3 separate regions of the Mus musculus genome follow, and all the other regions are linked to region 1. A link is a loop called in an ENCODE intact Hi-C map of the cell type or tissue named here. Cell type or tissue: left cerebral cortex. All regions are shown on one strand.

Region 1 (2,500 bases):
AAGCTGTGACCTCCCCAAGGTCGACTGACCCTGAAAGAGCAGCCTGTGGTGCAAATTACAGGCCCCAAAGTTTGCTTCTGCCCTTCAGCAGCCTCCTGTTGCTATCTTTTCTCCCTTGATGGTTATGAATCACAACGGCAAGGAAATAACTGGCTCTATGTTTTAATTGCTATTTAAAATTCATTTTCTTGGGGCTGGAGAGATGGCTCAGCAGTTAAAGAGCACTGACTGCTCTTCCAGAGGTCCTGACTTCAATTCCCAGCAATCACATGGTAGCTCACAACCATCTGCAATGGGATCTGATGCACTCTTCGGGTGTGTGTCTGAAGACAGCTATGATGTAGTTGTATAAATAATAATAATAAATAAATTTTTAAATTTTAAAATAAAATAAAATTTATTTTCTTGACTAATGTAAGCATCTGATTAAATACTAAATTCACCTTTCAAACTTTAACTTTATTAGATGGGTATACAACACAGTGTTCACAGGGGGAAAAAATAGCTGGACACAGCCTGCGTCTTTCCATACATGTCCCGTACTGATGTTTTATCCCGTTTATCTTTTTTTCACGTGTGTTCTGCCAGCGTGTATGTGTGCCAGTGTACCCCGTCTGAGGAGGCCAGAAGAGGGTGGCAGATCCCCTGGACTAGTGGGAGTTACAGAAGGGTGTGAGTTGTCTTCTCGGTGCTGGGAATCAAACCCTTATCGTCTGGAAGAGCAGTCAATGCTTTTAAACACTGAGCCATCTCTTCAGGGTAATGTAAATCTAAAAAGAAAAAGAAAAAAAGAGAGAAACGGTACAAAGGGGCTCTTTTAGAATGGTGAGGAATCTTTATTCCAGGTTTGTTTTCTTAAAGTCAACAGATCCAAGAATCTCCCGCAGTCTGAACTTGGGCGTTTGGACTGTGAGCTCTGGGGACTGAACCTTCTCACATGCCAAGCCTGTTAGTGCGTTATGTCCCATCCCTACACCTTCAACCCTAACTCGTTTTCTACAAGCCAAGAACTATCCTGGGAGATGTCGGGTGCCTTGGTGTGACAGCAGCTGAGGTGAGGAGACGCGTTGGCTGAAATTTTCTAGTTGGGCGGGATCTGGAGCCCTTTTAGGTGTCTCCAAGCAAAGAGCGCAGAGCACAGACCAATCCCCAGCTCTTCCCAGAGCACACGCGCCTCCTAGCGGCCTGAACCCAGAGCTGATGTCTCAAGGGCCCGGAGCTGGAGCATTATAGAGCCTCTCCATTATTCGCTCTAAAACAGCCTCAAGCTCCAGGTACAAGTCTCTCTAAACTGAGGCTGGTCTGCCACTTCGCGCCACATCCCACGTTTCCTCCAGCTGGCTTTACCGATGACACAGTGTCTCTGGGTCTGAAGCTCTCTACAGCGTCACTGGCCCGGAAGGGCCTTTTTTTCCTGCTCCCTTGGCCTGGGAGGCTCAGGCTACAGAAAGCGGGAGAGGGGGAGGGTCTGCTACAGCGAGCTTGGTTGCGTTTCAGAGCGCCCCCCCCCCATCATCTCTGCGCCAGAGAGCCCCGGGAAGGGTGGGTGGGGGGACTTGTAATCGCGTGCAGCGGGACAATGCCGACTTTTGAACCTCTAACCACTAAGCAAACAACCCTTGTGCTCTTGCTCCACTGTCCAAACAGAGTTTATTGACAGGCGTTTCACGGCAACGCATAGCAACCGCGCCGCCGGCGAGGAGCTGACGTGTGGGCGCGGCCACCGCGCAGGGCTGCGATCCTAGCTGGGGCGGGAAGCACCTGGGGGCAACGAGGATCACCTGGCCCTGAACCTGGGGAGCCCCCGCCCCGCAGACACCCACGCAGCTTCCCCCCTGAGTGACCAACACCCTTCCTTTCCTACAGAAGACACCTTTCCCAATCTAACAGCAAATTCGCCACCTGTTAGAGTGGAGAAACTGGGGAGGTGCTGCCGGGTGGTGGGGTGGTGGACTCCCTGCCCTGCCTGCCTGCCTCCTCCCTCCATGTGAATCCAGTACCTTAGGGCACGGCTTAGTCCTAAGTGGAAGTGGTAAAGTTTTCCTTTCTGGCCTAGCCAGAGGACCCAGACACTCAGGAGAGGCAGCAGATCAGGCAGATAAGTAGCCACCTCTTGGATCTTATTCTGATCTTGAATTCTTGTGTTTGGTGGAGGTGGGAGTGGGAAGATAATGTTATTCCGGGTAGTTAGAAAGGAGTGTAGGCAGAGGGGGCCCATGGAAATACCTAGGAATTCAGAGGACTATCTGTCATAAAAGCGTCGTCGGGAAAGAACAGGAAAAAAAAAATAGTAGTCAATGCTGCGCTCAATTTGATTGGCTAAGGGGCATACCTGAGCGCGCGGTGGCTGGGATGGTTGGGGGTCGCTAATGGAGGAAGTTGCCTTCTGTTTGCATTGAGAAGGGAGCTAAAGCCCTCTCACCCCACCCCCACGAATGATTCTGCAGCAGCTGGAAGCAGCTAGCCGTTGTGACGAGCTTTTTGCCCAAAGGCACCCCCA
Region 2 (2,500 bases), 360 kb before region 1:
TTTCGTTTGTGCATCACATGAGTGCAGTGCCTGTAGCGGCCAGAAGAGGGCATCAGATCCTCTGGAACTGGCAATACAGTGAGCTGGGAATGGAATCTGCACTCTAGGCAATAGCAGCAAAACCTCTTTACCGCTGAGTCATCTCTCCAGGCTCAATTGTCACACTTTTTGAGGTGTCCTTTATCACAAGCACACAGGAGGAGACTGTGTGCCCAGCTTACACAGAAGGCTGTTTGCTGATTTGAAGACTGAAGTCTATGGAAAAGGCACACGCTACTTTGCTAGTCACAGCTGAAGCAACCCCAAGGAGCTGTCCATTGTTCAAGCTGTTTATAACAGCCTGGAGCCGCAGCTCTTAGGACGGTGTGGAGCCGCAGCCGCCCGGGGCTCTGGCAGCTGCTGCTTTGCCATTCAGACTCTGCCAACCCGACCCCAGGCAGGCGGGCATGCTCGCCATGGTTCATGAAACTCAGCTTGTGTCGCTCCTGTTTGTAAAGCAATGAAAGGCTTGCATGAAATGATGGGCGCTCCTGGAGTAGCAACAGGAACCCGGAAAGCAGACAGATTGATATTTCAGAGCCCGTGGAATCCTGCTGATGAAATTACATTCATAAGAAGGGTGGGTGTGGTTCCCCCGCATTTGGCAACACCACAAAGCAATCAGACTAATTGGTTATTGTCTTCTAATGATATAAAAATCCAAAGCCCATTATTGAAGCAAAGAATACATCTATTTGGATGACGATTACACAGTTTGGCTGTTTGCTTTAATCAAATCATAAACTAATGATCAAATTTGGATTTGATTATGTGCCTATAAAGATAACCGGAGAGCCAACATAAGAAACTGTCAGTCAAAGTCTTTTCAGACAATAGCTAGCATTACAACATGCCAATGACATTTTTATCAGGTAGTTAAGTTAATTACTTGTGGTAAATGTGTTCGTGGGACAAGGATAGATTGCTGTCAACATTTGCTGACCACTTTAAAATGCTGCCCGACCATATGGGAGGAATTGAGGGTGTAATAGCATGCAATTTATTTACACCTGCTAATGTCATATAAAATCCAATAAAGACGTATGATTGGAACGCGCATGTGTTTTCCTCACCACTAGATGGCACTGTATAGTTGTCTTTCCTTCCTTGGGAAACAACATTGGCTCAGATCAAGACAACATCAAAACAGGTTGTGAGGAAGGAGTGATTGCCACCTCTTTTCCTTGCTGGGTAAAATCCACTCCATCCTTCTCTGTCCCCCACGTACCTCATGGCCCCTGGCTCTTCCCCATGCCAGATTAAACAGCGCCCCCATGCTGCCCCTTTGGCAAGGGCTGCATCCATTCGGTTCCCCTCTCTTTTTCCCAGAGCTTAATGTCATGCATACAATTCTACTTGGAGATTCATTTGTTTTAGGTTGAGCAACTGAGGGACAGACAAATGAGCAGATTGCCCAGACTCACGGTTGACAAGTAGTATAGACCGAGAACCCAATTCCAGGTCGTCTGACTCCCATGTTGATCACGTTTTGCCTCAAAGAAGGGGTACGTCTATGAGAAATAGGGAAAATGATTTGAAGTCCATTTAAAAGGCAGTTAGACCCTGGGGATGCCATATAGGCACATGTATACACATACGAAGGCTCCGCTGCCTGTTGCCTGTTCACAGGACTCCACTCCCTGAACAATATGAAGTGGCTGGACATGCAACAGTAACGTACGTGCCAGTAGGTAGACACGCTTGCAGACCCCTGAGAAAAGGTCATACGCCCTCAGGATAGTGCAGGTGCTATAGTTTTGGTTCGTAAGGAAGCCTGTGACTGTAGGGATAGAAGGATAAGGTGAATGAGAAAGGACCTGCCTTCTCCCTGCTTGCTAGGACCTACACAGGAGGTTTCTTGAACCCAAGGTCTGAAGAATTAGAACACAAAAACATTCAAGTGGAAAGTTCTGTTCCAGCTGCAGCTGAAAGAAGGCATCCTCGGGCTAGAGAGGTGGCTCAGTGGGTAAGAGCTCTGACTGCTCCCCGAAGGTCCTGAGTTCAAATCCCAGCAACCACGTGGTGGCTCACAACCACCCATAATGAGATCTGATGCCCTCTTCGGGTGCATCTGAAGTCAGCTACAGTGTACTTATTTAAATAAATCTTTGGGCAGGAGCGAGCAGGGATTGAGCGAGTGGGGTTGACCGGAGCAAGTAGAGGTCCTAAATTCAATACCCAACAACCACGTGAAGGCTCACAACCATCTGTACAGCTACAGTGTACTCATATACATAAAATAAATAAATAAATCTTTCTTTCTTTCTTTCCTTTTTTTAAGAAAAATAAAAAGAAGAAGGCATCTTCTCTCCTTTTAGATCCCTTTCCCTCTGTGGGAGCAGGTGAGCCCATAGACAAGCCTGCGGCTGTCTCTACATCTGCTCAAAGCCCAAAGCCCAGTTTTTTGGAAGACACACTGTAGCAAAAAGCCTAGCTGTCTGCTCTTCTCTCTGGGTAAGCG
Region 3 (2,500 bases), 390 kb before region 1:
GTAGACCAGGCTGGCCTCGAATTCACAGAAATCCACCCGCCTCTGCCTCCCAAGTGCTGGGATTAAAGCACCACCATTGCCAGCTGCATCGTAAGTAATGACCAGGCTGTGCCTCAATAAAAATACACCAGGCTGACACACCCTAAGTGGAAAACCCTGTGGTCCACCAACCCTGAAGAGATCTAGCATGTGGTTGTGGCCCAATGTATCAGTTGCAGGATAGACTGGGAGCTGAGATCACTGCTATCTGCGCCCCCCACCCCCCACGTCATGAAAGAGCATCAAATTGCATGTCACTAGCCAGGGAGAAGAGCCACATTTAAAACCTGAAGTACCTGTTTCTCCTGAAAGCACCTGCTTTCGCCTCATCAGGAGGAGCCACCCTCAAGCAGACCCCTGTAAGTCGAGAACCATTAGCCTTAGGCTTCCCCTGTTATGGGGCCGGTTTAGTTACGGGTGTGTTACTAGGAATCCTTCCAGACAGGGAGCTGGTGGTTTGGGATGCTTGTCTGTATCCTATTCAGATGTGACATGGAGTCTGACAGGCCCAAACATGCAGCTCCTGATCCAGAGAGGTTGGGCCAGCAACCATACTGGGCCGGTCCTTCCAGCAGATCCCACACATGGTGTCTTCACCCATATGGGAGTGTTTGTAGATTTCAAAATTCTTACATTTGAGCAGATCAAGGGTCCAGCAGCCTGTGTTTAATATTTGGTTCCACCTGCAAAGTCCCCGACAGGCGTTGAGTGTGAAACGGAGCACCCTTAGCCCTCCCCAGCCCTGACATCTAGATGTCAGACAGCAGACACAGCAGGGTGAGTGGCATTCACGGAATAAGGCCTGCCAGGATTATAGACTGCTCCTTAGGCTTGCTTTGTCTACACAGTGGCAGGCTGCATGGTGCTCACCGCTCCTCTCCCTTGGGCACCAAGATGCCTCACCCACTCTGAAGAGTGCTGGAAACCACTGACCTGGTCTTGTGGGTTCTGGCAAGGGAAACCTTAAAACACCCTTCCTTGACCCTCCCCTGTGTCTTCTCTATAAAGGAATGCTAGCAGCAGGAGCCTGTGAGTCAGTGAGCTGTAGGCTTGTTATACCTCAATCTCCAAGCCCATCCCTAGACAGTCTGGTGCCTACAAGTGCCATTTCCTAGAGTCATTAAAGAGAAGGCCACTTTCTACTTGGCTTTCTGGTCTGGTCCGCTCTCGACACACAGAGCACACAGGAGAGAGCCTTGTCTGTGAGTCAACATGTGTCTCAAACCTCCCATTTTATCAGATGGCTCCCAGTTGGCAGACATTTATAGATGCAGCCAATCCCCCGAGGTGCCTTTATGCTCACACGTCACAGGACAAACTAGCACAGCCACACTTAACTTCCCTCAATATCTGGGGCTCAGAGTCCACGGCTCTCCCTGATTTCACACTGGGCTCTTTACTCCGTGGTGAGCAGCAGGTGGCGCTGTGTGGCTATAAATTGCTTTCCCCACCTCTATGGTCACCCCTCTCAGGCTAGGGGATTGATTGTAGGGGATTGGTTTGGGGATTCGTTTCTCAGAGATGTTCAAGTGTCTTGTGTCACCCTTATGTCCAAAACATACTTTCTCACATCAACTCTCCCCCCCTCTCCCCCGGTTTGCTTTGCTTTGGTTTGAGACAGCCAGGGCTACACAGAGAAACCCTGTCTTGGAAAAAAAAAAACAAAAAACAAAAAACAAAAACCAAAAGGGAGGGTATAGGTTTACAGATGGTTGTGAGTACCATGGAGGTGCTGGGAATTGAACCTGGGATCCACTGCAAGAGTAGCCAGTGCTGCTAACCTTTCTCTCTGGCCCCTCTTTTTTTTTTTTTTTTTGAGCTTGGATGACACAGATTTGGAACCCATGGGAACATGTTTCCGGGCAGACACCCTCAAAGAGGTGATGCTAAATCCTGACTTGACCTGACTCTTCCTCAGACAGCAGCACACTGTCATGAAAGTTCGGTCAATACCATTTCCACAGGCAGGGCAACACCTTCAGTTCTATCTACTCTAATAGAAACGATCAATAGCACTCCTTTGATACTGATGTGACAATTGGTTGCATTGATTTGGATCAAGTTGCTAAGTGATACTGCCACCAACTCTCCACAAGGCATTTCCCCAAGTTAGTTTAAACCATGGCTTATTTCCCCTCAAACGAGCTCAGAACATAAAAATTTAATTGTTTTTATGTATAGGAAACTATTCTGTTTTTTAAAAAATAATCTCTCATTAGTATATTCTTTTTTGTTTGTTTTTTTTTTTTCAAGAAGTATATTCTTTTTGAAAATAAAATTGTATTTGTGGAGGGGAAACTGGGGAGAGGGATAACATTTGAACTGTAAATAAATAAAATAACCAATTTTAAAAAATGAATAAAAAAGAAAATAAAAGTTTATTAACTCTTTAGATTTTTGTTGTTGTTTTTGTTTTTTGTTTTACGTAGTCCTGACTGTCCTAGAACTCTCTCTCTCTAGA

The links. Peaks named below come from ENCODE experiments on the same cell type or tissue, not always from the same donor. Only the 100,000 strongest peaks of a DNase experiment are listed, where the experiment ranks them.
Region 2: a loop joins it to region 1, with 2.0 times the contacts of the local background. A loop is called at or near these places in 9 of 42 quality-filtered maps.
Region 3: it touches region 1 in a loop (7-fold over the local background); 5 of 42 quality-filtered maps call a loop at or near these places.

What each region holds. Positions count from the first base shown.
Region 1 is chr5:147,298,156-147,300,655 of GRCm38, forward strand. No RefSeq gene overlaps it. Among named protein-coding and RNA genes, the nearest start is that of Gm35112, 1.4 kb to the left of the region's middle. In left cerebral cortex, a CTCF peak has its summit at 1,188; a DNase peak (open chromatin) is centred at 1,119.
Region 2 is chr5:146,939,226-146,941,725 of GRCm38, forward strand. No RefSeq gene overlaps it. Among named protein-coding and RNA genes, the nearest start is that of Gtf3a, 8.2 kb to the right of the region's middle. In left cerebral cortex, CTCF peaks have their summits at 21 (motif pointing right), 1,109 (motif pointing right) and 1,308; a DNase peak (open chromatin) is centred at 1,096.
Region 3 is chr5:146,913,131-146,915,630 of GRCm38, forward strand. No RefSeq gene overlaps it. Among named protein-coding and RNA genes, the nearest start is that of Gm10858, 17 kb to the left of the region's middle. In left cerebral cortex, a CTCF peak has its summit at 1,451 (motif pointing right); a DNase peak (open chromatin) is centred at 1,433.